Regions from separate parts of the Mus musculus genome. Here all the other regions are linked to region 1. The links are chromatin loops, found by intact Hi-C in ENCODE. Cell type or tissue: heart. All regions are shown on one strand. Each heading gives the region's core, and the rest is flanking DNA. Links, peaks and the distances in the headings are about the cores only. Region 1 holds the start of Cxxc4 (CXXC finger 4). Region 2 holds the start of 4930539C22Rik (RIKEN cDNA 4930539C22 gene). Region 3 has its middle 84 kb from the start of 4930539C22Rik.

Region 1 (7,888 bases), core at 908-5,907:
TGTGTCTAGAAGTTAAAGCCACAAGTCTTAGCTACTCAGTTTATGGCTGAAATCCAATTCGTGGACCTCAGACAAGAGTCCACCCAGTCTCAAAAACATCTTCTGAGATAGGAATGGACCAAATTAGTGATGGGAAAGCAGATCAGCAGGGCAACCTTTCAGCTTTGGCTCAATGGTTTAAGGTAGTTTAAGACAAGTTTAAGACAAGTGCTGCATGGGGTTCCATGTGGGTTTGAGAGCATCACACCACAATTACTTTATTTAGGACCTGGATAAACATTCAGACAAATTAGAAAACTGTTTTTTTTTTTCTTCTGTTTTTCCCAGTGGTATTCCATGAGGTATCATGGCCCTGAACTGTAACCGTGCCCTGGTAGGTAGAAGGAACCCTCACTTTGGAAAATGCCTGCAGTGGGCAACGTGCATTCTCTCCCCCATTCTCCACCTTCTGTGAGGCCACAACGCTCTGGGAATGCTCATTTTCATAGACAAAAATGACTCTAAAAGGCTTGGAATTATGAAGAAAAAATTTTGAAAAGTTTGTGGGAAACCATTAAAAGGGACACAGAAAAGAAATATAGGAAACCAGTTTAAACGAACTCACCAGCCTAGAAACATGGCTGGCAGCCTATCAGAACTCATAACAAACTCCTCTGGAGTGGTTACTGACTAAATAGAAGAGAATTATTGAGTTCTCCTCTCTACTACATTCCCTACAATGGTGTACAGGTGGTGCCAGTGGCTACAGCTAAAGCTGAGGTATAACAATGCCAATGTTATACGATATACAATGCCAAAACTGTAACCCTACAGACTACTCTCTAGGACAAAATAGAAGTCATACTATCCTACTCACTAGCCATTCATTAGAAACGTCCACATCATAAGCTAAACTTGAATTACCCATGGTCTTCCAGAACGAAAGAAGTTATGGTAAATTAAACCCCAACAGAGAGTGCAAAAGTTAATGTGTTTGCCATCTGAGAGAATACATAAACCTGTACTGTAGCTGCTGTTACCTTTGCTTGACCAGAGTTGCCCACAGGAAGAACAATGAAGAACCCTGGGACACAATTAAGGTTCCCAAGTAGACCTGGTTTCTTCGGAAGGAGGAACACATGCAGTGTTGTGATGGAATTGTAGTCTATATGCTTCTAACTTTGGAAACCCCAGTCCCTTGGCCTTGATTTGTACCAAGATGATCCATCTTCTTTGTAGTCAAAACAGAAGCAAAATCTTTAACTTCTGTGTTTATTCTTTAAATCTACAGTTCTCAGTGATTTAAAGAAGACATCCTTAGGTCATGTTCCTGATAATTAAAAGAATGTGCAACTAAGAATTCCTCAGGATGGATTGTGACAGTCACTCAACATACAGTCGGGTCCACAGAACCTTCTCTAACAGGAAACCCATTGCCCTGTCTCACATTTGCACAGGCAGCTAACCAGCTAGCCTCCCTCTCTAGATTTCATCACAGACTGTGATTGCCTGTCCATATTTCCTTTCTAAATGTTACCAAAACAATATACCTGTAATCTTTCATTTTTTCCTCCTGTGTTTTGACTAGGCTATCATATAAAATGTTCATCACATACATCAATCTTATTTTGAAGTGCAACTAAAAGCCTAATGTTACCATTACTTCAATGAATAATGTCTGTTTTAAAGACCTATAAGAAAAGTAAACTATCATTTACCATATATGGCACCAACCAAAACCTTCCTATGTTTAGAGTAATTTTGCAACCACAAAATGGTTACTTTGTCAGATACTGAACCTAAGAGAAATATAAAGTCTAAAACAACAACAAAAACAATGGAGTTTTCCTGGAACTACATTAATTATTTTAAAAATAAGCTCTCCATTAGCCACACTAGTAAGTAATTATCATTTTACTCAAAGTCACATCTCAAAAATGGCTGGTGACAATCAGCTTTCTATACTCTCTGCTGGCTCAAAAAATGATCAGGAAGGCAAAAAATAAAACAGGAAACAAAAACATTCCATTAGGCTCAGGAGAAAATTATTCTAGAAGAGGATAAACCACCCCCTCTGAATCCAGGCATTTGAACACACACACACACACACACACACACACACACACAAAGATGTTATATACAAATATGTATGCATATACTGTAAGTTGTGTTCCACATATGTAGTGTTATGTCTGGGCCTATATAGTATGTCCATATATACGTATATATGAATGATAAATATGTTCAATATTTTGGACAGAGCTTTTTGTTTTGGGGTTTTCCTTATGGAACAGTTTAAAACAGCAAGGGAAAATATTAAGCATGCTCAGATGCAAAACTTCGGATTCTTAGACCAATTGCATTTTTTTCCAGAGACAGAAAAAGGAGGGGCACTCTCTAGCCGAAGGGCGGTTCCGTGAAGCGCAGCTGGGAGGGTGGTATAGAGGCCATGCCCTCTGCAAACCACCTATGTCAGTATGTTTCAACCTGCAAGAAGCTTCAGAAAAGGGGGTGCTGCGTCTTGAATCCAGACAAGAAACCCTGTGGGGGAGAGGGCAGGGGAGTGAGGAGGGAGGGGGCAAGACTGGGAAACAAGAAATCATCTCCTCTGACCTCTAGCGAAGTGCCAGGTTTTTTCTTTAGCTCTTCACATTTTCTAAATTTGCAGATCTGGTGTCCCGTTTTGCGGTTCCTGCAACTGCTGCAGACGCCACAGTTGATGAGCCTCTTGCAGGGCACGCAGACCCCACACCTTTTCCTCTTCTTCTTGGCCGGGTTGGCTCCGCCAGCTCCCCCCGAGGAGGACGAGGAGGAGGAGGAATGATTCTGCGGGCAGTCTGCCAGATTGGCAATTTGAAACGCACTGTCTGTGACGGCTGCTGAGGCTGCTGCGGGGGAGTGAAGGGCTGTCATGACGATGACCCCTGGAGGTAATGAGATGCCCCCTAAAGCCGGGATAGCGGAAAAAGTCCCCACCCGCTCGGGGAGATTCATTATCTCTGCTTCAGCAGCGCCGCATTTGAGCTTGTTCATGCATTCCCCCGCCAAAGGTCTGCAGTGTTCGGGGGATAAGGTGGAGAGGAAATTAGTATTTGCCATTTGCAACGACGGCTCTGGCGGACAGCCAGCCTTCCCCAGCCGCTGGGAGTCGTTCCGGTGGTGCATGCTGGTCCTGCCGCCGCCGCCGCCGCCGCCGCCTCCGCCGCTGCCACCGCCGCCGCCGCCACCGCCACCGCCGGCGGCGGGGAGGATCGCCGAGGAGGAGGCGGAGGAGGAGGCGGCGGCCGAGGAGGATTTCCTGCCGGCCCCGCCGCCCCCACCCCCGCCCCCACCGCCTCCGCCGCCGCCCCCGCTGCCCCAGAGCATCGCGGTGGCGGCGGCGGTGGCCGCGTTGTCGCAGTTCCACGGGGACATGCCGATGCGCGCGGCGGCCGCGGCGGCGGCGGCGCTGCTGGGGAAGATGGGGGTGGTGATGCGCGCGATCTTGGCTGCCTGCGGGAAGGCGCCCCCGTTGGTCTTGTAGAAGGAGGTGGCAAAGGAGCGGTAACGCTCCATCTCCGAGTTGTAATCCACAAGGCTGTTCAGGGCCCCCTCGGGCAGGTGGCTTTCCTTGGGCAAGCCCGGGGCCTCCGGGCTCGGCCCGGGCTCCACGCAGACATTGGTGTTCATGGTGCAGGGGGGGAAGAAGGGGTGCAGGGTGGAAGTGGGGACCGCCTGGTCCGACACCTGGGTGGGAAAGGGGGAGAGGTGGGGGGAAGGGAAGCGGGTGATGGTGGGGTCGGGGTACGGGCCGGGCCGTGCAGGAAAGTGGGATCCGGGTGGGGAGAGCAAGGCGAGGGCTGCTCTAGTCCTCTCTGGGGCGCATGTCCACAGACGGTGACTTCCCAAGCAGCGTCTTCCTTTGCATTATCCTCCAACTGTTACAACTAAAATAAAGAAAGTCATTCCAACGAGCTGCACCAGAAAAAAATTAAAAATAAATAAACAGCCGCCCTCGCTACCCCACCGCAGACACCACAGAAAGCTCCCACGTTCTCCAGTCGGGTCGTTTGCATAACAATCATCAAGACGTGACCCCCCTCGCCCCCCCAACACTCCCAAGCCCTGCTCCCTCCCTCTCTCCCGACAGCACACCGCACAGCTCCTCCCCCTCCCCCTATTCTTGTAACCCTCCTGAGAAAAAATGTATTAATAGCTAGAGTACCCAGGGAAAGAGGAAAGACAGGGGTGACAAATGCCGAGGGAAAAGGGCAATTGGAGTGCTAAAGACATGCAAATCAGGGGTGGGAGGGCGATACTACCTATAAGCAGAGGGCATTTAAACATTATGAAATGTGTGAACAAGTGCTGCCTGGGCATGCAAATGCTGTAAAGTAGAAACAGCAATGGCCCTATGAGGAAAACGAACCGGAAATTAGCAAATGAAGTACTGAGAAAGTCTACAATACATCCGCGCATAAACTGTAAGCAAACACAATACAACTGAGAGCTACAAGACTGCCCACATACAATTTGAACCAAAGAGGCAGGAGGGGGGTGGAAAAAAAGAACTACCAGCTGCCACAGTGTCCTTCTGTGTCTGCTGTCATTAGTTTGAATCCCAGCACAGCTGGCTCTGTTAGGGTCTTAATTCAATGGACCAAGGACAGGTCTCAATTGTACAAGCCATTTGGTGGCAGGGGCAAGGTGGTGCACCACTCGCTTTAAAAAGGGAGGAGAGATAGAAAGATGGAATGTAGGTAGGTAGGTAGGTAGGTAGGTAGGTAGGTAGGTAGGTAGGTAGAAAGAAAGAAATGTATAGATAGATCTCAAATACAAGCAATGTCACAGGCTCAGAACTAAGTGTCTGCTGCTCCTATAAGAATACTCCCAATCATTTCTAATGGAGATTGCTGTGTCTTCCCAAGAAAGGAGGAAAGCAAGGGAGTTTTTTTTTTTTTTTTAAATCATTCACCAACACTGATTTTTGCATAAAGAGAAGGGAGATTCCTTCAGGTGTTTTTTTATCCAAAGAACTGTTAAGATGTTTTTTTCCCCCCTTTGCTATTTTTTAAGAGGAAAGTTTAATGCTAACTGGGTATTTGCATTTCTCTCTCTGCTTACAGGCCATCAATAAGCATTAGGAAGAGGGGTTCTGCTTGTTTATTAAGGGTGAGAGCTATATCATATCCTTCTAAGAATTAAAGCAAAAATATAAAATGTATATTCACCTTAAAAAAACAGTTTCTTTGTTTCCCTATTTATTTTTTTCTTTGCCAGAGTACCTTTCTCTGGCTTCTTCTGAAGCCTAGAGGTTGGTGTGGAATTAAAACTGAGGGCCTAGCAATCTCTGTCTCAAAATTTCAGAGTTTCAAATGCATATCAATTATAGTCATTATGCTTATAATTAGATTAATGAAGCATTATGTCCAAACTTCAAATTTGAAAACTTCAAGGTCTACTGATGAGGCACCCTAAAAAAAGGGGGGTTTATGTAAACAAATCCCTATTAGGCAAAGTAAAGCAAGATAAGGAACCTCCCTCCGGCTGGATTAGAAACTGGCAGGCATCCTTCAATCACAGCAAGTCCCTAATCACTCAGGCACCACCTCTGTGGTTTCACATTAGGGAAAACTGCTCCCTTCTGAGGCCTGATGACAATACAAAGGTGCCCCCCAAATCCTCCTGGCTAAATATTCCTGACACTTGCTAGGGTCTGGGGGGAAAGACACAGTAAGAATACACATACAGCTTCCGTTTCTGTGAATTACATTGAAGATGCAAGATCATAATAACTGCTAGTCACTAGAAACTAGTTCCGCCAACCATGCAATGGGCATCATCCCACTGAGGGGAGGGGACACTAACATTTTAGTCTTTTGACCTTGTTCCAAATAAAGAAGGGATCTAATATCCCCCTTTCAGAGTCTTAGCATGGTGTTTCCAAACAAGCTGTCCTTGCTTCTCCAATTGCTACTACCTCCCCCCCCCTTCCCTCCTCTAGGTTCAATACCACCAGAAACTGTAGAAAAGGATTGTGCCCAGCATCCAGGTCATTATTGTTTAATCAATGCATCCCTGGAGCATGAAAAAAAGGTACCTAAGCCACAGCTATTGTTTGGCTTTTATTTAGCAACAAAATAAAGCACACACCAATAACTATAGTTCTAACACCAAAGCTAAAATAAACATCCATACTTCATGATCCTGCTTTGCCTCTGAACAATGTGACTGTACATGCCTAATACTGTATGTCTGATCTACCAGAGACATGGAGATCAAAGGTCATATTTAACATTCAGGAGGAGGGGCCGGTGCAGATTAATTAATTAATTAATACAGTCACGGTTTTTATTGCTGGAGACCAGCATTAATCTACTTTTACAATCCCACCGGACAGCAAACATTTAAGAGAGAAAGAGAAGCGGGGAAGCCAGAGGAAGAGAAAGAACAATCACTTACCAGTCTCTTTTTATTTGGGGAGCCTTAGAATTTACAGACGCTGCCAGTCTGCCTTTAATTAGTTGCACATCACCCCCTAACACAAAGAAACACAAATCCAGATGTGTCTTGGCAGCTCCCAATTACAACTTTAATACTTGTAAACAAACTGTTGGGAATGGGGGGGTGGGGTAAATAAATATGCGGATGAAAAAAAAATACCTGTAAATGGCTTTTTTTTTTCTTGTTGTAGAGAGGAGGAGGAGATGGTGTTAGTGGAGGGGGTGGAAGGAGGAGGAGGTGGGGGTGGAGAGGAAAGCGCCGAGTGTGAGCGTGTGTGGGAGAGCGCGGGGCTGTTGTCGGTGGTCTCTGCTCTTCCCGGCGCGTTGCTCCCGGTCCGTCTCCAGTCGCTGTGTGCGAGGGAGGGAGGGAGGGAGCCGGGGAGTCTCTCTCTCTCTCGCTCTCTCGCTCTCTCTCTCTCTCTCTCTCTCTCTCTTTCTCACCCCCCCCCCCCTCGCTCTGTTTGTGTGTGTGCGTGTGTGCGGTGGCTGGGGGAGGGGAGCGCGGAGAAAGGCGAGGGAGGCGGTGCGGAGCCGGGGGCGGGGGCGGGCCGAGGTGAGCAGGACGCAGGGCGCGGACACCTCCCGATGATTGGCTGCAAATTACACGGGGAACAAGAGGCGCACGCGGGCCAGCGCTCCTTTTCACAAATCCCCAGCTCGCCGGCGCGGCCACGTTTCCCGGCTCGCCCGCCACCCCGCCAGCCTCCGGCGCGGCGAAGGATTTGCTTTTTTTTTTTTTTTTTTTTTTTTTTTTTTTCTTCTGGCAGATAATTGTTTGGAAGGGATGGAAGAGAGGGCGTTCCCGCCCCTCGCGCCCTCGCTCTCTGCGGGTGTGTTTGTGCACGCTGGGCGGGGGGGTGTGTAAATAAACTTGTCTGGGTTCCCTGGCTGAGCTGGGAAGAGCTGTGCCAGACACAGAGGGGAGGTCCTGTGTGCTGCAGGAAGACTCTCTCAGTTTCACATCCCGGTCGCGTGCTTTTAAAGGATCTTCCTGGCGGGGCCGGGAGAGACTCTTTAAAAGAGAATCATTATCGTTTTAAAGTAAGGGGGAAAGGGACTGGTGTTCTGCTGGTTCGAATCCCTGAAATGTTATTATGCCGGAATGTAAAAAATTTGATGTGATGCTTGACCGGTCTCAGTCTGTGACTGCCTTTCTCTCTTCTCCCACACCGCCTTCCATTCCCACTGTGTCCGGGTCTTCCTGCCCTACAAAGCTTCGCCCTCCCCCTTTACTCTTTCATCCGGTAATTCCAAGGAGTCAAATATCTATCCCACCTCCCTAATTTTAATTCCAAACTTTACTTTCATATCTAAATGATCTCTTTTAACTAATTTTAATGTGATGGGCATTTTTACTTCCCATCACCTGGGGAAAATACTTCAAACTGAAAGATAAGTATTTAGCACACATCGCATATAAATAAAAC
Region 2 (7,888 bases), core at 1,642-6,641, 190 kb before region 1:
TGAAATACTTTTCCAAATACTGATCCAATAGTCAGTTCTCCAAGACCTGATACTAAGGCAGGAAATTACTGTTCTTGTGATGTGTGGTCTCCCATCTCCTCTTGAAATGGCAATGGAACAAAGGATGTATACTTCAGAAGTTTGTTGTAAGAGCTGGAAAAACTTAGTAGTCAGCCAGTGAGACAAGTACTTGGAAGCACCTAAGTGTGAACTGTTAACTATGGTGAGGGCAGATTATCGAGAGATGGTAATACTCTACATTACAAGGACAGACTTTAAAATAGCATAACACTTGCTGTCCCCTCTTCTTTCACTCAAATGATGGATGTCCATCTATTTACTGGAGGGCAAAAATGGGCACTCAAACATAGTTAGGACGTTTTCATAAACATGTACATTTGAAAGCATTTTTCCCTTGGTCATCGATAGTACTTTACCACTGACTATTATTCACTGTTATTAAAATACAGAGTTTTCAGAAGCACACAGATTAAATAAATTATTCTACTGTATCATACATATATATGGAATATATGATATATAATATATGTATGTTTGATAAGACTATATATCTGCCAACTGCTTGGGAAGGCTCCCAAACCTTGTAATATTTCAGTCTATTTAAGTTGCTGGTTTCCTTGACTTTTCTCACAATCTGCTTATGTTCTGCGTATTGTGGCTGTAATGTAGAACTTCCTGCACCAACAGCATCTCCTATGATTATTTTTCCTCTCCTTTTTACACTCGTCCTAAAATTTTGTGAGGAGATCCTAAGTGAAAATTCACAATTCAGATTAAAGTAATTTATAAGCCAGTCAAAATAATCAAATTTTATTGTTTTCATTCCCTGTAAAAGTTGTGGTGCTCTTGACCAACCAAAGAGCACTTCCTGTTCACCACTTAAGTCAGAGAAATCTGTGGGAGGCCCAGAATGAGAAAAACAGAAAAACAGTCTTTCTTGTAAGACTGTAAAACTGTATAAAAGCCTGAATTGTCTTCATGAAAGCAAAATGTCTATATTTTATAAGCAAGGGGGGCAAGCACAAGGAATTTCTCCTTGGCAAATGTCTGATCTTTACTGCTTTTCAGATTTCTTCTCTACTTACTTAAGAGGCAGATTTTTTTTAAGGCCATGGAATAAAAGAAGGAAAGCAATCATCTAAAAGGAACAGGCAGGGTTTAAAAATGATGCTTGCAGAAAAAAAATAATTAGTAAGGGCATCCAGGGGACATTTAAAATGGGAAAGCTATAACAGAGTACCATCATCAAAGGATGCAGAGGGAAGCTTGCCAGAGATTAGAAGTGATTATGAAGTCAGAACATGACACAGGAAGGGTGGGCTAACTATTTCTTAGGGACAAGAGAAAAAGCGGGATCCAAAAAGGTGAGGGTTGAAATTCTTAATAGCTACTTTACTTCAGTCATCGACAACAATTACAATAGAGACAGGATGCTCAGGGCAATAAGAGTTAATGAGAAAAACATGTAATGCGGCAAAATTTGAAGCATATTCAGCTTTAAAAATGTCTAAGCAACTTGGAATATATTAAAATCAGCACAATACATGGCATTCATTGTAGAATACTAATTTTTTTTTGCAAAGTTGAAACTAGTAATAAGACCATTGCAACACAAGTAGAGTTACCTTTCAAATACTTCTTTCTCTTCCAAAAATCACAAAAGCAGCCTTGTAAAAACTATCACTGCTCAATGTCCTTGGAGGATTAGATTGAAGACCTCTGAAGATCTAGAATCTACAGATCATCAGATCCATTATATAAATGGTGTTCAGCCTACACAGAAGCCATGTGCATCCTCTTATATGTGTAAACCAGTTCTGCCTTAGTCCTAGTAGTTCATACAACATAAACGCTATGTAACTATTTACTAAATAGAGTCATTTAGGAATAATGGCAAGAACAGTAAAGTCTGTGCAAATTCAATTCAGGCACTACTTTGTTTTGTTTTATGTAAACCATGTATTTTTTTCTTCCAATTTTTATTAGGTATTTACTTCATTTACATTTCAAATGCTATCCCGAAAGTCCCCTATACCCTCTCCCCACCCCTGCTCCCTTACCCACCCACTCCTACTTCTTGGCCCTGGTGTTTCTCCTGTACTGAGGCATATAAAGTTTGCAAGACTAAGGGTCCTCTCTTCCCAGTGATGGCTGACTAGGCCATCTTCTGCTAAAAATGCAGCTAGAGACATGAGCTCTGGGGGTACTGGTTAGTTCATATTGTTGTTCCACCTATAGGGTTGCAGACCCCTTCAGCTCCTTAGGTACTTTCTCTAGCTCCTCCACTGGGGGCCCTGTGTTCCATCTAATAGCTGACTGTGAGCATCCACTTCTGTATCTTAATGGCATCCATCCCTCCTACCTGACTCCTCAAAAAAATCTCTATTTACCCTTCCCTCTTCATGTAAGCTGCTGTGAGCCACAGTTCAGTCTGGAGATGTGGATCCCATAAACACAGAAGCCGGGTGCTGAATAAAAACCTTGAAACATTCCACTGTCTACCCCTCAGATACATATTAACAGTTGGATGGTTGTATTTCTGGGCCACTTTTGGAATCTAGACACACATCACTAATACATACATATATTGCAAGTGTAATTTCTACTCCAATACAGATAGAAAAAAAAAAAACCTTTTATTTTTCACATTAGGACTTGAATTGTATTATGTGCCCCAGTTCTAAGATCCATTTGTTTGGTCTCTGAAGTTGTATCTATAGGTTTTGGGTTTGTGTTATAGTGAGTGTCGGGACTAAATTCAAGTGATGTCACCTAGGACACCTCTACAGAAAGTGGTGGGTATCCCCAACCAGTGTTCAATGTTTTCTCACTGAGGTCTACCCATGTGCCTTCTCTAGCTTGTTACCACTGCTCCTCTGTGCTGTACGTCTGGAGACCAATCTCACCTGAATAACTGCAGTTGTCTCTCGGTTACCCAATTGCTGCCTCCATGTCTCCTATCCACTTATTTGTCACACATGAGTTAGGGTATTAATAATCAAATGGCAACAAATCATACTGACCAACTGCTTAACATCTTCAATGGATTCACCTTACCAGAGGATAGTTCAAGCTCTGACAGCCTTGCCAACATCCTAGTGATCTGATCACTATCTGTGGAACCCATGAAGCTCTGTCCCTCTGCCCACTTGGTCCAAGCTCATCTCTGTCCTAACATAAGTCATACTCTCACCTACAAGCCTTAGATACTCCTGTTTAAAATATCCTTCACAGATGTGTTTCTCAAGTCTGTGTTTAGGCTAGTTTCTTACAGATATTTTCTAAATATAAAAGTTTATTCTTGTTGCCCCAATATATCACATAGGTCTTAGAATCTACAATTTCATTGTTTTTAGTACTATAATGTAAGTTGTATAAAACAGTTTATTACTGTTGCCCAGGTTTTCATAAAAGTATCTGGAATATAATATGCTTTAAATAAACAGCCTTTGAATAGATAAATAAACATGACAGACCCCATACATTATGAAGAGAATCACAGAATCTTCCTAAATTTGTGAAAACAAATAATGAATTTCAATTCACCAGTTAGCAAATCAAAACATTTTCTTTATAATTATATAGTTAACTGTTAAAACAAAGTGGTATATATGATTGAAATTATATCAATCCATACTTGCTCCCTCACCACTTAATAGTACATTTTGGAAAGCATTCCTTATTAGAATTTATGGATCTAGCTTGTTTTGAATTTTGAATAGTAATATAGTACATAGTATGAATACTCTGTGTATGTTCATACATGAAAATGGATGGGAAGAAAATGTAGAATATAATAGAAAAATGGTAGGCAGAGACAGACAGAGAGATAGACAGACAGACAGACATGGTTACATAAGAAAAGTGACATAATCAAATTATGGCAATTTAAAGTTTGTTAAAGGGTCTACTCCTGAGAAAGTAGCCAAGGTATAAATAATGCAGGCAGGACAGAAGCCTGAGCATCATAACTCTGCTAGGCCCAAAGGAAAGAGGACACTGTGACCTACTCTTACTCAGTGTCTGTTCCTTATTGATCAGACTCATTTGCACAAGACAGTATGGGAAGACAAGCATTTACCTTTACATGTATCTCCGGGAACTTTTCAACAAAACCCACCTAAACACACGCACACGTGCATACGCACACACACGCACGCACACACGCACACTGAATTTGTGCTCAATTTTTATACCACAGATGGTCTATGTAGGAATTGTCACAGCACAAACTTTCCTATATCAGATTATATGAAATTGTATAGCAAAGTATTCAACATAGTCCACCATGTATTTATAGCTGATCTCTAATTTTCTTCTAAATACTTTTAATTGAAAATAATTTTAAGATATTTATACATCTTGTGTGATCTGAATATACCTTTATCTGAGTTCTTGAGCATACTAGACATGTAGCTTTTTGTTCAAAGGAAAAGTACCTTAGATTTAAAAAAAATTAATATGAAATTCAGATGTCCCTGACCAACCACAGGGTTCTGCCCCAACAAACAAATCATGAATTGAAAATACGTCCCATCAAAAATACGTTTAGCCAGCAGGGAGTAAGTTTCTCAGTCAGTTTGAGATTGATTTCTCTATGTCCCACAGCTGAGATGTGTGGAGTCTTCAACAATAGTGTCTTAACATGTGGTTATAGAGGAAAACCAAGGGCAATCACAATATCCTGTGTTGTTTTCTGAGACCTCTGAGTTCTCCCCGATCAACAACTCATCAGGAGGTAACCCCATGCCTTGTATTGAAATTTTCATTTAATAACCTATGTTTTCTGGGAACAACATTATTCACCCAGGTAGAGTAATTCCATTCAAACTCTGGTGTGCGTGTGTGTGTGTGTGTGTGTGTGTGTGTGTGTGTGTGTGTGTTTAAAGTTGTATTTTGAGATTAGTTTCCGAAGTAGTGGATTTCCTTAAATATTTCCCATAGAACCTTAGTTCTGGTTAATCTATAAACTATTTCTTCTCTTTCCTACCCACACTCTCACCTTTGCTTAGTCCTTTAGCTATCAGTATCCCCTCTTTTCTTTCATTGCATATGTGTTCTACAATGTGAGATAACAGGATTCCATGTTGTTCTCTTGTTTTTGATTTTTGTTATTGTTGTTGTTGTTGCTTTAGGATAGTCCTTACATCATGTTTTACTCACGCTCCTGCCTCCTCCCCTACTTAAACCTTTTTCCCTCTAATATCTAACTTCAATACTTTGATTTGACCTACAGTCTGCTAACCCACTACCTTAAGATATCCTGACTCCCTAATACAGATCACTTGCTAGTCCCCCGCCTTTCACTTGTGCTCCAAGTTAAAGAGACAAAACCAAAGGTCTGAAGTACAAGGTGTTCTGTAGGCTACCAGGGAAGAAAAGACACCAAGGTTCTTACTTAATACTGGACATGGCATTCTGCAAATAGTAACCTGACACTCACAATGTGCTTTCTGATGCAATAATGGTGGGACTATCATGGAGGAACCAAGTTTCTCACTGCTGTTTGAAGCCTGCCCCACAGGAGGGAATTTCACGCCCATTACCGAAATCTTGTACAGAAGTCTATAGCTGAAGAGATCACAGGTTCCAGATAGTACGTGAGATTTTTATATTGCTAAGTGTTCCAACTGTCTTTCAAATGCTTATGTGCATAGCGATAGACCTAGGCTTCTCTCAGCCTTTGTCAGGGAAGCTTTTTTTGTGTAGCAGCAGGCAATGCTGTGGTGCATGACTGGGACTGAGTTCACAGCCCTAAACGAACCATCTCTCCTCAAGCAGCAATCAGGGAAAGTAACCCAAGGGGAAGCAGAAAGGATGGGCAAGCAGAAGGTTGAGGAGTTCTGTGAAATGCTGTCTTCTAGGCAGAGCACAGCAATCACTCTCAGAAATGTTCAGCAGTTGGGTTACCTGTCCAAGAGGAAGCCAGCCAGAATTCTGGCTCTGATGGGTTGGATCATCTCTAGACCCCGCCAGTTACCGAGGGCAGGAGGCACAGCTTACAGAAAACATTAGAAAATCCAGAGTTGTCAAAGGTTAAGTTTGTTTGTTTGTTTGTTTTTTCTTCTTCAAAGGAAGAAAATGACTGATACCTTTTCACCCAGAAGGCTGGAGTGGGTGTTGTAATAAGTGGGTGATCTTTTTAGCTATTCTGTGACCCAGCCTTCCTGAATTCCCAGTATTCTGACCATTGTTTAGGCCCTGATCCTGAGCTTAGCCTCTCAGTGAATAAAACCTATCCTTATGACTTTGCATCCTGCAATAGAATCTAACCTTATGATTATTATAACGTCTTCCTTCCTTGCCCCTTCCCCTGAACACTGTTTCAGTCAACAGAACTCATTCTTATTTTAAAGGCCATGGTGCTATGCTCCTATTCAGGGAGGGTTCCAAGTAGCTATCCCTGAAGCTTTGTTGGGATAATTGTCACATGGAGACTTTTTTCTAAAGTTTTCCCGTGCTTAAAGGCATAAACAAAATAAATCACAAGGTCACACTCTGGAAATTTTCGGCCCAGTGCCTTCTAACCCAAGTGGTCCTGACCCAAGTTTCATTCTTTACCTCTCAGGAATCAGTTCCCCGCCATCCGTGAAGCTCACAGCGACCCCGACAACAGAGGAGCTAGAGGAGGAAAAAAATCATTCTTTTTTGAAGGTGTGGCCACTTATAGTTTTCTATGCTCCAGTGTTCAGTCCTAATACATGTGGGCAGACTGAGAGGAGTATAAAAACAAAGATAGTAAAGGATATAAAATTTGAAGGAGGAATGTTGGGGAAAACACTGGGTGAACTGGAAGAGAAAAATGGGTTGGATGTGATCATATTTCATTGTAATATGTAGGAATTCTCAAAAAACAAAGAAAAAATTTGTTACACCAAGTACTGGATGTACAAAGGAAAGACTTGAATATACCCAGCCAACATCAAAGAATAGTCGAGCAATAACTACATTGTGGAATATTGATGTTTATACTCGTGAGCATGCAGCTGTTAGAAAGCTGTAGCTCACAGCCACACATTGTGATGCCTCCCACTAGCAAGGCCATAGATCAAGATGCATGGCTGGAAATGCACTGCCTGTTACACTTGCAACATCACAAAGTCAAAAAGGTTCTGTCAAGCCATACAGTGTTGGTGGTCACCCTCAGATTACTCCCAAATAACAATACACAATCACTTCCTTTTAAGCTAACATCCATTTTATCAGCACTCATAGCAAGCAAAAGCAAAATCAATCATTTTAGGCCTCTGCCACTTCTGTCTCCGTAAAGTTAAGTTTTCCCCTGGGTCTTATGGTTATTTCCTTACAGCTACTTTTTTTTTCCATTTTTTATTAGGTATTTAGCTCATTTACATTTCCAATGCTATACCAAAAGTCCCCCATACCCACCCACCCCCACTCCCCTACCCACCCACTCCCCCTTTTTGGCCCTGGCGTTCCCCTGTACTGGGGCATACAAAGTTTGCGTGTCCAATGGGCCTCTCTTTCCAGTGATGGCCGACTAGGCCATCTTTTGATACATATGCAGCTAGAGTCAAGAGCTCCGGGTACTGGTTAGTTCATAATGTTGTTCCACCTATAGGGTTGCAGATCCCTTTAGCTCCTTGGGTTCTTTCTCTAGCTCCTCCATTGGGAGCCCTGTGATCCATCCATTAGCTGACTGTGAGCATCCACTTCTGTGTTTGCTAGGCCCCGGCATAGTCTCACAAGAGACAGCTACATCTGGGTACTTTCAATAAAATCTTGCTAGGGTATGCAATGGTGTCAGCGTTTGGATGCTGATTATGGGGTGGATCCCTGGATATGGCAGTCTCTACATGGTCCATCCTTTCATCTCAGCTCCAAACTTTGTCTCTGTAACTCCTTC
Region 3 (7,888 bases), core at 2,006-7,005, 99 kb before region 1:
ACTGGGATGAGATCAGAAATGATGAATTCCTTTGGACCAAATAAACTCCAAACTTTGGTGTTCATAATCAATAACATTATCTTGTTATATTCAATCAGGAAGAAAATATGATAGGAATAGGTTTTTTAAAGTTACATTTTTGTATACTTCAAAAGTAAATATTCTATTGAAATATATATGTAAATACATTAACCTTCTAAAGAAATATTTAAGAATTATTTCTATGGCCTAATTGGCCATCAATGAGAGGAGAGGCCCTTGGTATTGCGAAGATCATATGCCGCAGGTGAATGCCAGGGCCAGGAAGCAGGAGTGGGTGTGTTGGGGAGCAGGGCGGGGGGGAGGGTATAGGGGGCTTTGGGGATAGCATTTGAAATGTAAATGAAGAAAATATCTAATAAAAAATGCCTTAAAAATTATAAACCACACAAGAATTATTTCTAAATTAAACTTGCAAAAAAGTGTTAGGTACATCCAGCTTATTAATAAAGACCATTCTTAGGATGTTCAATAAATATCTGTTTAGGATAGTTTAGTGAGTGTGCACAGAAGTGTATATGCGCACACACACACACATACACACACACACAATTTTTCTTCAAAACATAGCTCCATTGAGCAACTTTAATATTTTGTGTCTTAGCCACTAATTATTTTTACCTGCCAACTGGAAATGGGATATTTTTGTGGAGAGTTTCCTTTTTTATTGCTTTATGGAACAGTAAGCCTAAACAATTGAAAATCAGTGATTGAAATCACTGTGGAGGAGATTCAATCTTGTATCAGGGATTGTCCACGTTGCTCAAAGGAGATATGATGTTTCAGGTTAAAACCTTGCCACAGGTCACAGTCTGGGAAAGGAAAGGCAGAAGTGACCTCACCCCAGATGAAGACACTCTCAGAGAAGTGGTGCAGAGGGTGAGGGACGAAGGGCACGGAAATCAACAGTTCAAGGCAGTTGAATCCAGGAATATGACGGGAAATTGGTTAGCAGCAAAGGATAAAGAATTAGCTGTGATCAATAAAATAGTAATCAATTAAGACTTCAGAATTAAAAACAGCATTAGCCTTACTGCAAAGAAAATGCTGGAAAGGACAAAGTTTACCATTAAGATGTTAAATTAAGGATGGAACAACACAGAAGAAAGACATACTAGAGCATCATTCTATCCCGAACACTGTGGTTTATAAATGAAACAATTGGAAAGAAGAACAGCAGATAACTAACTGGTTGGGTTGCACATCTGTACCAATGTGTACCATTGGTACACATATACATGTCATGTACCAATGACCAATGTGAAAACAGAGTACAACAAAGGTCTTTTAAATGATGATATTATGTCTCTGTGTGCTGCATCAACAAATATGCTAATTATATGTGTGTGTGTGTGTGTGTGTGTGTGTGTGTGTGTGTGTGTGTGTGTGTATGTAAGGAAAGGATGTGAGACTTTTGCTTTTCCTGAAAGGACCAGTTATTAGTGAAGACTCATATCTAGGAATGAGAGATATTGGAGGCTTTTGTGACAACCTCCCCTAACCCCAGAAAAAAACAAAAGAAAGAAAGAAACAGTACAGACAGGAAGCTATTGAAGAGAGTTCTTAAAAGCTGTTATACAGATGTTGAAATGTAGCTCTTCATAGTTGATGGGTTTTGGCAATATATGTGTGTGGGGGTGGGTGGGGGGAGTGTCTAAGTCTTCTTTAAGGGGCTTGCCACTGGGAGTTTGACCATATGCCAAAGAGTATATGGTAAATACAAATTGGACTTGGTGAGTTATTTTTATTTTTATTTATTTTTATTTTTATTTTTTTTTTATTTTTGGAGGGCCAAGGGTAGGAGGGTGGACCTGGGAGGCATAGAAAGCAAGTGTGATTGGATCCATTGTACAAATTTCCCAAACAATTAATACAAATATTATGTTGGAGAAAATATATTTAAAAGAAGGGAGGTGGAGAGTTAAAGGTCCATGAAATTGTTCTTTCCAAGAGGCACAATGCAATGTACAGAGGTACAAGACTTAAGACATGTCATTTTTACCCTCATAGGGCTGCTGGGTTGCTCTATTCAATTTAGACTCATGAAGGCAAATACAGCAGACAACAGGGTGGAATAACAGACATTTCTTTTTCACATCTCTGAAGGCCAGAAGAATCTCAAGAGCAGGATGCCGATTCATGGAGTTCCCCACCTAGAGGCTTGCAGTGACCTCCTTCTCCCAATGTCTTCGTGTGAACTTCTCTGTGGTTCCAGCTCTCTGATAGTTCCTTGAAGCAAAGAATTATACACACTGGGTCAGGCCATCACCCTTCACAACTCATCAAATCCTAATTACATCCCATAGATACTATTTTAGATAACAAACGCCACAGATGAGGGGCTTCAATTTACACGCTGGCCACTGGGGGTGAGGACACAAATCACTCTACAGAAGGAATCATGGCTGCACAGACAGAAGAGTCCTTAGAAAATCATCACACTTGAGTATATCAGCTAGGTCAAAGCACAAAGGGTCCATTGTGGCCTTTCCCAGTCACAACCATGTTGTGCTCTCAAAAATCACCCCTTCTAACAGTCTAACACCATTCAATAGTTATTTTTTACTGCTTATATATTTATTTTTTATTTTTTAAATTTTCATGAAGGAATTAAGTAACAGACATTATGCTGTGTGCAGCTCTTCTTCACTCAGGAAATACTTCTAAATGTATCCATGTTTTTTGCTCATATTTTATGTCTTTTCATATCGAGACGGCAGACTGTAGAGCAACAGTGGTGTCATTTGTTTTACATCTGGTGGTCCAACTTTTTTGACCACTACCTACAGCATAAATTATGAGCACACACATTCGATAGGGTATGTCTGGAATGGACTTTAGAAATCACAGTGTACATGCCAGTATTCAAGCCTGTAGGCTCCATGGTGGTGTGACAGCTCTGAGTATGCTGTTGTCATGTGAAAACACACGGTAAGTCATCTTCACATTCTGTCCCTGTGTGGTTGTAGCTCTTCTGTTGTACTTTCAAGCTTTTACTTCCCAGAAGGGTGATGAAGTTCAACAGTTTTTCTAGATTTATTGCTACTCTTTTATGCTTTATTTTTCTCTGTTAATTCTTGGGCAACTTTTAAATATATTGCGCATTTGAATAATTTGTCAGTTATATGTAACTAAGATTTATTCTCCTATCCTGTGGCTTAGTTTTCATTTGTCCATTTAATAAATGTATCCTTTAATAAACAGAACATTTCGTTTCTAATGTCACTAAATGACCAGTTTTTCCCTGCCTACTGAAAAAAAATGTTTTTTTTTGGGGGGGGGATATATTCTCTCCCATACTATACAAAGAAAATATTCTATATCTTATTTTGCCATTTCTTTCTGGACAATCTTTGAGCTCTTTCTTAATCTAATGACTCTTGTAATTTTTATTCTATATATTATTCTGATATTCCTCTCCATTAAGAATTATATTATACACACAGGTAATTCTGATTTAATTATACACTAATTTATTCCTTACTTCTTCCCTATTTCTTTTGTAAGACTACTTATCTTCATATTGGAAATTTTTTTCTTGCTTGTATAACTTTTAATTCTGTGTTTTTATTGCTAGGATTTAGAAGAGGAGGGATGAACAGTATATTAGTTGCTGTTTTTGATTGTGTGATAGAATAAACCCACAATAAAAAAAAAACAATCTAGGGGAAAGGAAAGTTTACTTTAGCTTATAGTTCAGAGTAATTAAGTCTGTCATGGCAGGGAAGACATGGCAATAGGCAGTGAAGATATGGTGGCCAGAGCAGGAAGCTGACTGACTGATCACCTTTCATCTGCATAGAAGAAACAGAACAGGTGGCTGGACAGAGAGAACAGGAAGTCCCTCAGAGAGACAGGAGGTGTGTCAGAGGGAACAGGAAGTCCCTCAGAGAGACAGGAGGTGTGTCAGAGGGAACAGGAAGTCCCTCAGAGAGACAGGGGGTGTGTCAGAGGGAACAGGAAGTCCCGCAGAGAGACAGGAGATGTGTCAGAGGGAACAGGAAGTCCCTCAGAGAGACAGGGGGTGTGACAGAGGGAACAGGAAGTCCCTCAGAGAGACAGGAGTGTGTCAGAGGGAACAGGAAGTCCCTCAGAGAGACAGGAGGTGTGTCAGAGGGAACAGGAAGTCCCTCAGAGAGACAGGAGGTGTGTCAGAGGGAACAGGAAGTCGGTCAGAGAGACAGGAGGTGGGTCAGAGGGAACAGGGAGTGGGTCAGAGATAAAAGGAAGTAGGTCAGAGATAACAGGAAGTAAGTCAGAGATAACAGGAAGTAGGACAGAGAACCAGAAGTGGTTCCATATAAAGAAAACAAAACAGAGAACAGCAAATAGAACCATACAATAAAACCTCAACCCCCAGTGACTACGTGCTTCCTTCAGCAAGGCTTCACTTCCCTAGGTTTTTCAGGAAGCTAATATGCCATAACTAAATGAATTTGCCTTTTTTTCTGTATTTTTGTATTATTTTCTGTATTTTCTAATTTTAAAAATGAAGAAAGAAAGCTGAAATCAGTCAGGCAGCTTCTGCATCCTATCAATGTTTAGGTCATGTAGTTTTCACACAATGGCTCCAGATTTTTCTCCAATCAATCACAGTCTTTTAGAGCCACCTGACTTGAAGCGTCCTTCCTGTGGTCAAGAGACACCTTGATTTGCCTTCCTAATGAGGAACTGAGCAACTTCTTTGCCAACTTAGGCATAATTTTACTGCCTTTGACTCCCTTTGGGAAAGAAGACCAAATTAATTCAATCACGGTTAGATTTATTCGACTAAATTCACAATTCTGCTAGGCAGTCTTTCAGCTCACTTTTTACACATATCATATTTTACTGTTTTAAATTAAGTCTTTTTTTCCCCTCTCCTCACCCTTCTTCTCCCCTTCCTTTCCTTCTCTGGGGAATGAACCTAGGACTTTTCTTACATGTGCTAGGCAAGTTGCTCCATCACTGAGCCCAAATTTAAGAGAAAAAAAACTGCATGAAAGAGAATTTGTCCATTACAATTAAAATATATTTATGTGTTTGCCTCTAAGTCAACAAACTTATTGCCAGGAAAACCTCCCTCATCCCCAGTATCTGTCATACACCTTCCCCTGATTTTCTTCAGCCCTTTGTCTTTTTTATTTATATTTTTTATTATTTAGAATAATTCTTAAATGTAAATATAGTTTGATCATATTGCTGTCCATCCCCAAAGTCCTTCTAGATTTTCCCCCATTCCTTCCCCACCAAGCTTCAAGTTCTTTCTTGAGAAACAAAAACACAACAACACCCACCCTCAAAATCCAACAAAACAAAATAAAACACAAACTCCTCTGAAACTCAGACAAACAAAAACAAAAACCAACCAACCAAAACAAACAAACGAAACCCCACCAAACTGCAACCAAATACACATGCAAAAACAAAACAAAACATGGAGTCCTTTATATGTTGGTCAACTACTCCTATAAATGACATCAGCCCTGGAATGGTTGATAGGAGAAAGGTGACTTTCTTTCTCCCAGGAGGTAATAATGACAGTTCAGTTATTAACCTTTATCCTAGTGTCTAGGTATTCATTCATTCATTCATTTATCCATTCACTCATTTTTGAAAAAGAAATAAAACAAAACGGAATGTAATAGGATAAAGCAAAGAACTGTCATACCAAAGTTGGACAAGACAAATCAAGAGAAGGAAAAAAGCCCAAGAAAAGGCACAAAAGTTGAAGACCCACTCATTCACACTCTTAGAAATCCCAATTGAAACACTAAACTGGAAGCCATTACATAAACATGGGGGAACCTGGTACAAACTCATGCAGGTGCTGTGCACGCTGTGTCAGTCTCTGAATTCCTATGAGCTTTGTTCATGCTGATTTATAGGGCCTTGTTTCCTTGGTACCTTCTAAACCCTCTGACTCCTACACTCTTTCTGCTTTCTCTTAGGGTTCTCTAAGCTCTGAGGGATGGATTGGATTGCGACATCTCATTTTGTGCTTAATGTTCCAAGGTCTCTCGGTCTCTTCGTAGTGTCTGGTTACAGATTCTATATTTTTCCCATCTGCTGCAGGAGGAATCTTTCTCTAATAATCGTTGAACAAGACACTAATATATGAATATAGCAGAATACCATTAGGAGCCATTCACCTTGTACTTTTGCTACTTTTTTATGAACAGTTTAGACATAGGTTAACTAGGTCCATAGTTCTAAGTAGTCTTTCAACTTTAAAATGTTAGTAAATAACTCTTTTCTCTTCATGTTTTCTATGAATTATCTTGATATTTTAAATCAATAAAGACATTGTAAAACCAAGATATTTGTTTTTCTATTCTAATTGTACATTTTATACTACTCTTTAATTATAAACTGTCAGAAATTTTTTTTGTGTGAGACAAAATATATGATGTATTTATTTGTGTTTTTTCTCTCTCATCATTTAAGAGAAGTTTAATGTCATTGGTTATCAGGCTGGTTACTAAAAGGTAACACACCAAAAAATAGAATACCTTCTCATGCTTATATATTAAGTATATAGAAGAAAAGGCAGAATGATTGAAATCTCCTGATGCTATGGAGGTCAGGCACTGTGATGTCATTAATCCAGAGATCAACCAGTTCAGCTGTCAGGCAGTGAATGCTGTGGGTTATGATAGCTGGAGTGGTGGCAGATGCTGTTGTGATGGTTTTTGCACAAGTGTATCTCACACACATAATATACAGAAGTTAGAACAAGTGGACCCCTGAAGATCTTCATAAATTGTGATATACAGACTCAAAAAAACATTACTGTGCTATGGGAAGATAAAGTTTAAAAGTTCAATATTCAATAAAAATTTTAAAGAAACATTCAATATGTAAACAAAAATTGAATTTCCAATCTCTCTATGAGTTAGAATAGTTTTATTATGAAGACTAAAATTTACTGTACTTTCAACATAGGTTGGGTTTGCAGATCTTTTAGGACTACATGAAGAGCGAAAAGCTAGGAATAAGCTCACAGGAGCAGCAATGACAGTTATGTGGGAGTTGGTGGAAATAATGATTGATTGTTTGAAAACAAGCTCCATGGATGGAGAAACAATTTCTCATTCTCTGATGCTATCCCCCTATTGAATGAACATGTGAAGAAGTGAATGACCCAACCCACCGGGCAGTCATGAACCTGGCATGCCATCAGGATACAATGGGCCTGAACACGCAGAACAAGTCAGATTACCGACCATCACAAAGGGCAGCAAAGATATCAAAACAGGAAATAAAAACTAAGCACAATAGCTAAGGTAAATTCCTTTTTTTTATTGGATATTTTCTTTATTTACATTTCAAATGTTATCCCCTTTCCCAGTCCACCACCAACCCCTATCCCATCCCTCTTCCCCCTGCTTCTATGAGGGTGCTCCCCCCACCCACCCACTCTTGCCTCCCTGCTCTCGAATTCCCCTACAGTGAGGCATTAAGCCTTAACAGGACCAAAGGCCTCTCCTCCTATTAATGCCCAAAAAGGCCATCCTCTGCTACATATGCGGCTGGAGCCATGGGTCCCTCCATGTGTACTCTTTGGTTGGTGGTTTAGTCCCTGGAAGCTCGGCGGGGGGGGGGGGGGGGGGGGGGGGGGGAGTCTGGTTGGTTCATATTGTTGTTCTTTCTATGGGGCTACAAACCCTTTCAGCTCCTTTAGGCCTTTCTCTAACTCCTCCATTGGAGATCCTGTGCTCAATCCAATGGTTGGCTTCAAGTATCTGCCTCAGTATTTGTCAGGCTGTGGCAGAGCTTCTCAGGAGACTGCTATATCAGGTTCCTGTCAGCAAGCACTTCTTGGCATCTACAATACTGTGTGGTTATTTGGTGACTGTATATGGAATAG

The links. Peaks named below come from ENCODE experiments on the same cell type or tissue, not always from the same donor. Only the 100,000 strongest peaks of a DNase experiment are listed, where the experiment ranks them.
Region 2: it touches region 1 in a loop (2.6-fold over the local background); 4 of 42 quality-filtered maps call a loop at or near these places.
Region 3: a loop joins it to region 1, with 6 times the contacts of the local background. A loop is called at or near these places in 2 of 42 quality-filtered maps.

Annotation. Positions count from the first base shown.
Region 1 is chr3:134,235,420-134,243,307 of GRCm38, reverse strand. It overlaps Cxxc4 (CXXC finger 4), which reads right to left and starts at 6,813. Exons shown (of 4, transcript NM_001004367.4): 1 at 6,622-6,813; 2 at 6,421-6,496; 3 at 2,593-3,905. The coding sequence starts at 3,648. Mir1895 (microRNA 1895) reads left to right here and starts at 2,725; the gene lies at 2,725-2,803. In heart, for the core only: a CTCF peak has its summit at 3,485; DNase peaks (open chromatin) are centred at 2,927 and 3,517; H3K4me3 peaks cover 3,511 bases; H3K27ac peaks cover 2,899 bases.
Region 2 is chr3:134,421,273-134,429,160 of GRCm38, reverse strand. It overlaps 4930539C22Rik (RIKEN cDNA 4930539C22 gene), which reads left to right and starts at 5,526. Exons shown (of 9, transcript NR_040600.1): 1 at 5,526-5,617; 2 at 6,590-6,675. In heart, for the core only: no CTCF peak of the experiment used is centred there; no DNase peak of the experiment used is centred there.
Region 3 is chr3:134,335,631-134,343,518 of GRCm38, reverse strand. No RefSeq gene overlaps it. Among named protein-coding and RNA genes, the nearest start is that of 4930539C22Rik, 84 kb to the left of the region's middle. In heart, for the core only: no CTCF peak of the experiment used is centred there; a DNase peak (open chromatin) is centred at 4,168.